2 separate regions of the Mus musculus genome follow, and region 2 is linked to region 1. A link is a loop called in an ENCODE intact Hi-C map of the cell type or tissue named here. Cell type or tissue: left cerebral cortex. All regions are shown on one strand. Each heading gives the region's core, and the rest is flanking DNA. Links, peaks and the distances in the headings are about the cores only.

Region 1 (6,133 bases), core at 1-2,500:
ACTATCGGGGCCAGAGAAAACCAAAAGCAACAGGGACCCTCTCCCCTTAGCCACTACTGGGGGGAGAGGGAGGGGGAGGGGGAGTAGATGGGGGGGGGGGCTCTGATCCCTAGAGATTCACTGCAGTGTTAAATCCGTGGGATTTCAGGAACAAACCTACCGATTCCAAAAAACAGGTTAAGCATCTCGTCCACCATGAACTAGTTCTGCGCCCCTGCACCACCTCCTTTGTCTCAACTGTCCCTGAAAACTCGCATTCCAGTGCCCTCCAGTAAACAAGCTAACTAAATGAAAAAGAGGAGGACGTTCTAAGTCTCGCTCTCTTTTAGTTTTAGGGTGAAATGCAGCAGGGTTTCTGGAGCCTCTTTCCTCAGCGGGGAGCAGGCCAGGCTCCACAGCGCGAGGACCTCGAGCCCCCTGGGCCGGCGGCCGAACGGCGCGCAGACCCCCGGCCACGCCGCCCCCGCGACCCCCGCCCGGCTTCGGGCTTCGGCTCCGGCCTCACCTCCGTGGATGGGCAGCGGTGCCAGCACCTGGCCGCGGACCTCGGCCTTGGGTGAGTCGAGCCCGTAGCGCCCGCGGTCGATGCGGAACGTGAGCGGGGTGCCGCGGCCGGGCTCCTGCACCGTCACGTTGATGAGCGCCGTGTAGTACTCCTGGCTCGCGTTGTCCGCTCGCGTCGGCCACAGGCTGCAAGTCAGCAGGGCCAGCGCCGCGAGCCGGGCCGGGCCCGCTCGCGCCGCGCCGCTCATGGTCCCTCCGGCCGCCGCCGCCGCCGCCGCTCGCGGACCGGGCTCCGGGGCCGGTGCTGAGAGGCGGGGCGGGCGCGGCCCGGGCTGCGGCGGGAGCGCGCGCGCGCCTCGAAACGAGCCGGGCACGAGCACGGCCCTCCTCGGCGCCGCGGCTCCGCCGTTCGCCGCCCTCACGTCCGCGGCCCGCGCGCGAGTGCGCGCCCGTGGATCTCTCAGGGGAAGGACGGCGCGTCAGGCCGTGTGCTGTCAGGGCACCTGGAATGCCCAGGGACTAGGCCTGCGGACAGGGCCCCTGAGAGGACTCGGAGTGGTGGGAAGGAGTGGTCCCCACTGCTCGGGGAGGGTCAGCAACGCCGCCTCAGGCGCGTGCCCGCCGCCGCCCCATTCCCTCCAGCAGAGCGGCAACGCGCAAGCCCGATGCGCAAACCCGTCCGCTGCGCGTGCGCAATAGGCGCTGCCTGCTCCCGCCCTCCCGCACGAGGGCCAGGGGCGGTCCAGTCACCTGCTTGCTGGCACTGGGTTCAGTGAACTGCCCCGGGCTTCATACCCCGCTATGACCTGGATCTGTGAAGCTTTCCAAGAACCTATAGAGATGTTGGAGATACCACTAAAAGAAACTAAGCTAATCGTTAAGGTTTTAAATTAAATGTCTGTGAGAGCTAACATTTCCACTGGGTTGGTTGCATGCTGTACAATAATTGACATCAGTCGGGAGAGTGCCTTTGCGTTTGGGGCCCAGTAGACTTGGACCCAATAAGGCATCTGAGTGGTTAGCAAGGTCTGTTAGAGACGGATGTTAACTTCATCAGGTTGGTATGGTCCTCTTCCCCCACTCCCCCCTCCCCGCCCCCAGAATACCCAGAGCCACAGGCCTTCACTTCCTTTTTGTAAAATGGCATAGTACCACGGCATTTAACAAGGACTCTGCTCTGTTTCTTCAGTAATTGGGCCTCTCCTCACTGGGTGAAATGGACCCCAGTACCTATTCTCAGGATGAGACCCCGGAGGTGCCTGCCAAAGAGTCACAGGCTATGTTTGGAGCCTGCATCAGACTATCTCTAATATGAATCTCCTTTCCCCTCCCATTTGTTGGTCTAATCTTCCCTTTGCTAAAAATGTGTATGGTATTAGCAAGGGTTTTTAGTGTGTGGGGTGCTGATGCCCCTGACGAGAAGTGATAGAAGTCCACACACACCTGATACAAAACCAGGGTAGAGGAAGGAGTAAACAACGAAAATAATTTTATGGTTGGGGTCACTACAACATAAAGAACTGTATTAAAGGGTCACAGCATTAGGAAGGTTGAGAACTACTGGTGTAACAGTATATGGGAAATGAGAATGTAGTGTTTAGGGTACTTGGGTGTGGGGGGCTTCCTGGAGGATGTGGGCTGAAGTCTGAATAGAGCCCTCAGATGCCTGTCAGTGAGCTACCCTCATGCCCACCTTGACAGGGCCATTTCTCTATCTCTACCACTTTCTTTGTCTCTTAAACCTCTTTGCCTGTCTCTCTTCCCATTTCTCAGTTCATAAGAATGCCTAGATCACCTGTTTGTCCCATGTCAAATTCCCTTCTTGCCAAGCTCCACTAAGATCTCAGCTACCACCTTTGCAGGTCCCAGATTCTATTAAGAGCTTTTGTCTGTCAGGATTTGATCTGCTTGCTACCTCTAGGTGTATAAGGACAAGTGTGTAAGGCCCATGGAACAGTGCTTGGGGGACTCCAGGGGTCAAAGCCTAAGCATGGCCCCATGGGCAGTGCTGAAACTCTCAGAGAGTTGTCTAGTTTTCCAAAGTCTGTCTCCTCCTCCCCTCTCCTCCCCTCCCACTCTCCCTCCTCCTCTTTCTCTTCCTCCATAGCCTCTTAACTTCTCTTCTTCCTCTTGTGCTTCCTCGTTTGTGTTCTTAAATTTTCTAAATGACCCCAACTGGTCATACAAAGCCCCGCTCTCATTTTATCAAAAGCAGCAGTTTGCTTTTACCACAATTCCTAGTCTGATTTTCTGCCCCCACATTAATGTACTTAATGTGTCTTTTCTTTGTGTTCTTGCAACGTTTGTATTGTCTAGTATTTTGTACTTTTTAATTATTAAATCATGGAGGCAGAGGCAGGCGGATTTCTGAGTTCGAGGCCAGCCTGGTCTACAGAGTGAGTTCCAGGACAGCCAGGGCTACACAGAGAAACCCTGTCTTGAAGAACCAAAAAACAATTATTAAGTCTTACTGGGTTGTGAATGTCTTCTGTCTTTCATTCTCTTCATTCACTAGTACACTGGATTTTTAGAGTTACAGTTATTGAGGTTGATGTTGAAATGTAACATCTGGGGGCTTGGGAGGTGACTCTGGGGTAAAGTGATCACTGTGCAAACATGAGAACCTAAGTTCTGAACCCCAGAACTCACATAAAGCCACATATGGTAACACGCGTTTGTAACCCCAGAGTTTCTGTGCAAAGATGCGAAGTAGAGCTAGGAAAATAACCAGGAAAGACCTTGCCTCAAACAACATAGAAGGCAAGGACAGCCACTTATGGTTGTCTTCTGACCTCCACACGTGTACCATGGCTTGAACACATCCATACAGACAGTGAACAAGCACACACACACACACACACACACACACACACACACACTTCCTAAGGAATGTAACATCGGTAGGAAAGTGCAGAAATCTTGTGTGTACACCGGGCAAATATTTCCAAGGTGAAAGCCATTTTATAACAACTGGAACAAAACAAAAAGCAGCACTAAAACCCTGAAAGTCTCCCTGGCCGCCTGTGACGAACACCCAGGTATTCTTATTCCTGAGGCTATAGATTAGTTTGATTTACATAAATGGGACCACACAGCACCTACTCACTGGTGTCTGGTTTCTTAATGGTATGTCTGAAATTAATTTTCTGTCATTTTAATTTAGTCATGGTTCTTTTTTATTTCCTGTGTAGTATTCCATGATTGATTTATCCATTTTCCTATTCATGAGCACTGTTATTGATTTTTCTCTAGGGACTATGGAAAACAGGGGTGCTGGGAAATCTGTTTTGTTTCTATGCTGCCACACCTCCTTGTTGTCCTCTCCTCGGGCTGTTGACCTTTGAGCCTGCGGCCTTACTCATGCAGGACAATTGCTCTGCCACCTAGCTTTATGCTACAACCTGTTTGCTATGGCTTGAATATTTATTCCCAAGCATTTGTGTGTAGTGACCTAATCTCTAATGTCATATGTTGATGGCATTTAGAGGTCACTGGGTCAGGAGGGTGCTGGCTTTTGAATAGATCGATCTGTTGATGGATTTGTGGAGTAATGGACCAGTAAGTTACTGAGGAATGACTTAGTTATAAAAGCAAAGTAGAGGTCACTGGACAACCGTGAGTGTCTGTCCTTGCCTTCTATGTTGTTGGAGGCAAGATCTTTTCTGGTTATTCTCCTAGCTCTGATCTTCCTTCTACCATGATAAGATACAGCAAGAAAGCCCTCCACAAATAGTGCCATGATCTTAGACCTCCAAGCCTTCAGAACTATAAGCCAGACACATATCCAGCCTTTATTGGTTACCCAATTTCAGGTAATATATTATAGCCACAGAAAATGCACTGTGTCAGCAGGGTTGGGCGTTGCTGTCTTGCATCCCTGAGAGTGTGCTTTAGAGTTGCAGGGCAGGCGTATACTTAGCTCTGGAAGAAGCACCACTACCTTTTCTTAGCTATCCTCTCGTTACCCCAACTCGAATCTCTCTTCTCGGTCTCTGTGTTTGAGGCCTTCACTGTTGTTATTGATCACATTCCATCCCCAAACTATGACCAAGGATAAATTGTTACAGAAGGTGGTCCAATACAATAATGCAGGCTTGCTGGAGTTGTGTCCTGTGGATCCTCCAATCCTCAGGGTGCCACAGGTGGCCTATACCCCTAACACAGAGCCATGTAGGAACTGCTTCTAATGCTAGCATATTCACCCCAGATTCACTCCCTCCTCCTTGGGAATGATGTGAACAGGTGTGTCCTGTTCCTAAAATGGTTTCACAGAGATAGGCTCTAGGGTCCCAGAGTCATCAGTTCCAACACATAGTTACTTTTCTATTGTTGTGATAAAACACCAAGATCAAGCATTATGTAGCTAAAGATGGACCTTGAACTTCTGACCTTCTTGCTTCTACTTCCCAAATGCTGGGATTGCAGGTGTGCCACCACTTCTGGTTTTAAAGTGCCCACTTCAATGTTATCTTCCCCTTTGCTGTGAGTGATTTGGTTTTCAATGGCAGCCTTATCACCTGTCTTTAGCTATCACCCACTTGGCCAACATTGAAGAGACCCTAGATTCCATCCCCTACCATAGAGGAAAAGAATGCATGTGGGGGAGGGTAGTAAAAAGAAGAGAGAAGGGAGGGAGGATTCTTGAAGAAAATTATTTGAGTAATAATTAAATAGGACCTGAACATAGTAAAATTCTGAAATTGATTTTTTTTTAAAGTCAAACTCTAGAACAACTGATAGAAAAGAGTGGGGATATGAGAGAAGCACTCAGGCCTGGGCTCACATCAGGGGTGCACTGGAGCCATTGTTAAGTGTTCAGGAATTAGAGAGACAGTTGTTAAATCGTTGATTCCCTGAAATTAACCATGATATCGGGGCAACATTTTCACCACGGAAACTGACAGTCCCTAGGAACTAGGATGTTCTCAGGATGCTGTGTGCTCCTTCTTCCCCTCTCCCTCTATTTCTTCCTTATTTTGGGGGGTGATTTATATAAAAGCCAGTGTTTCACATATGTGTTTGGCCGCAGGTCAACTGGATGGAATCTGCTTGTCCCATTGCCTCAAAGTCAGCATCCCTCTATGAAATAAGGTTCCTGGCACCTCTAGTTTTAACAGGTTCTAATCTGATGATGAGTACCTGCAACTGGTAACCACTAGCCAGCACGTTTCCTCATGACTTGCTGCTAGAAAGACAAGGACTAGAAAGATCTAGGTCGTGGTCAGGTGAGTCTGAAGTCCCAGAACAAGCCAACCTGAGTACGTAGAGTACATGAGCACTTGGGTACCAGGAGCCACCCTGTTAACCAGGGGACAGTTAGAGAAAACCCACAATGTATTTGTGTGATCCGTTGTTGTGGAATGCTGTCCTCCAAGTATAACAGCCATTACCGTCTTAATTAGAGCAGCTGTGATCACCAGATGAGGCCAAGGTGGCATCTGTTGACTTCCCTCCTAGAAGGAATGTGGGGGTCTTTGTGACTGTCATAGCCAGCAGAATAGTAATCCATAGGAGGTAAAGGTAGTTCAGTCCAATACAACCAAGTAGCTAGTGTTGGTTCAAACTCGGAGAGACTGACCCCAAGTCGTTTACTTTAGGCATATTTAAGCACAGTATATTTTGGTGAAAT
Region 2 (2,500 bases), core at 1-2,500, 61 kb before region 1:
CAGAGTTCCACTAGAGTTGTCTTAAGACAAAGTATGCCAATAACCTAAGCCATGGCCATATGGTCAACCATTGGCAAATGGAGGGGCACAAAAATGTATTAGTTTTAATAATCACAGGAAAGATTATTTGATAGGAAGAAAATGATACAGTAGGCTGTACCAAATCCAGGAAATATCGAATTAATAGCAGCTGGCCAAGCCATGAAAGCGTTTTTACCAGGGACTGGTCTAGGTTAAATGCAGCTGTCTTGATGCAGCCTCTATTTTCTGCAAGTGTCTTTTCCCTCCCAGTGTGCAATGACACCCAGTGAGAATGTTTCTGCCTCTGGAGCTGTTTGAAGACAACAGGCTCCAGTATTCAAAGGCATGGGAATAAAAATAGTAAAAAAAGAGAATGTGTCAAAACAAAGAAAATAGAGAATCACACAAAATCCTCCTACCAGAGCTCTCTGCTAAAATATCAGCACAGGGCGTGGGATGGCAGAGTCTGGGTTTTTGCCTTTAGAGCTTTCTTTCTTTCTTTTTTTAATTCATGGCAAGTTTGAATATACTGAATGTAGAAACTAACACTAAGATGCGATTTGGGATTTGAGCTCTGACAGAAATGTTGATGAAAGGCTTCAGCGATTATTTGTTATCATCTCTTTGACTTGGTCCCCTTAAGCTTTAGGTTCAACACAGACAAAATGTTCTTTCTAATCCTTGTTAACTGAGACACCCTAGAAATGAAGGTTTTAAAGTCTTCATTTAGCTGGGAAGAAACAAACCCCAAATCAGATGTGGCCGTCTTAAGAAGCAGGAGAGAATGTACCTCTGTTGGCTACTTATGTGCAATTTGTCTCATTAGGAGTCTTGGAAGACGTGCGCTAGGCTTTACCAGCAGAAAACATCAGAGGACCTCCTCAAGCGCAGGCAGCCGAGAGACTGCCCGAAGGCTTTCCAGACGGGCAAAGCGGGAGTGAGACTTCCAAGAGGAAAGTAATTTCATTACTGTACCTTATCGCCCTTTTTCACCGTTCTAGTTGTCAATTTACTGATGGCTTTCTTGGCTGCGTCTCCAAGACGACGCTAAGAAAATGAAAAATAAAAAGACATTAAATGGAAGATCTCTGAATAGCCCTCATTTTAGTATGTGATGCTGAAGTAGTACACGATCTTTAATTTAAATAATTAAAGGTATGGCATCTATTATTCTAGACCACTTCTGCCATGTTATGTAAGTGCCTTCTGAAAAAGCTGTAAAAATTCAGAAAACTGGCAGCTATACCATCGATTTTGCATTCTAGTTGAATAAAAAGTGCATTTGGTGAGAGGAATCTGAGCATAGCTCCTTCTGTCTGTCTACTGTGTGAGGCCATGTTACTAGGGTCCCTTAGGGCTCTCATTCTCGCCCTGAGGCTTTCCCAGAGTACTCGAACAGCAAAAGAAACCTCCAAATCCCCACTAAGTCATCACTACTGCACTGGAGACAGACACGGCATCAAGTCTACTTCTGGCTCAGTTCACAATATACTCTGTGATCTTAGCAAAGGGTGAATGCTAGGTTTAACTCAAGATACTTTCTAAAATTGTACTTATCCAACATTGACAGACACAAAGAGCAACAACAACCCAAGGACAACATGACAGTCAATCTGCAGCCTTAAGAAGCCACCCGAACTTAGGAAATGACCAAAGACTACGCCTCATGTGGTGGTGGGAGACGGGTCAGGAACAGGAAAGCATGCCCCGAAGGCTTTGAGGAAGGGATGCCAGAGCTAAGGCTTGGAAAACGAGGACAGGGGAAGTTAGTAAGGACCAAGGGACAGGAGAATCAGAATGTTTTGGGAGTCTGAGTTCACACAGGATGAGATACAAACTGGAACTGTCTCAGACAGCCACTCTAAATACAACTGTATTTTAAACTGAGCAGAGGCACATTAAAAAAACAAAAACAAAAACAAAAAAACAAAACCAAAACCCCTGAAGGAATGGGGAGGGGAAAGAAAACCAAGGGAGACCTCACACTGTTTTGTAAGGATTGACAAAGAAAACAAAAACAGGAGAGCATGAGAGTAAAATACAAAATAAAATAATCTAATGAACATTTTCATATCTATCAGAGTGGTTTAACTATCAATATTTCACTTGTAAGTTCATATAACAATCCCCCTGTATTTTAAGAATTTCAAAGTGTCTTATATCAACTTGTCATTTCATCATCTGGGTTTCATTATGCATCTCTGACAGGGGCTTTTGTTTGATGGTACTGTCCTACTTTATAATTAACAACCCTTCATCAATACTGTCTCCTACTGAAACTATATGCTTCAAATGTCTACAGAATATCTTCTCTTTAAAATGCTTTTAAGATTTACTTTATTTTTTTATTTATATATGTGTCTGTGTGTCTGTGTGAATGTATGCTGGGTGTCTATGCTTTCTGAGACCAGAACCAAGTTCAACAGAGTTGCAGGAGGTTGTGAGGAGCAGCAAGTACTCTTAATTGTCAAACCATTTT

Evidence for each region. Peaks named below come from ENCODE experiments on the same cell type or tissue, not always from the same donor. Only the 100,000 strongest peaks of a DNase experiment are listed, where the experiment ranks them.
Region 2: a loop joins it to region 1, with 2.0 times the contacts of the local background. A loop is called at or near these places in 7 of 42 quality-filtered maps.

Annotation. Positions count from the first base shown.
Region 1 is chr11:50,020,020-50,026,152 of GRCm38, reverse strand. Rnf130 (ring finger protein 130) reads right to left here and starts at 822. Exons shown (of 9, transcript NM_021540.4): 1 at 506-822. The coding sequence starts at 752. In left cerebral cortex, for the core only: a CTCF peak has its summit at 1,204; DNase peaks (open chromatin) are centred at 204 and 1,166; H3K4me3 peaks cover 1,578 bases; H3K27ac peaks cover 1,461 bases.
Region 2 is chr11:50,084,309-50,086,808 of GRCm38, reverse strand. Rnf130 (ring finger protein 130) reads right to left here. Exons shown (of 9, transcript NM_021540.4): 4 at 997-1,068. Among named protein-coding and RNA genes, the nearest start is that of Mir340, 16 kb to the right of the region's middle. In left cerebral cortex, for the core only: no CTCF peak of the experiment used is centred there; DNase peaks (open chromatin) are centred at 432, 787 and 1,323; H3K27ac peaks cover 1,187 bases.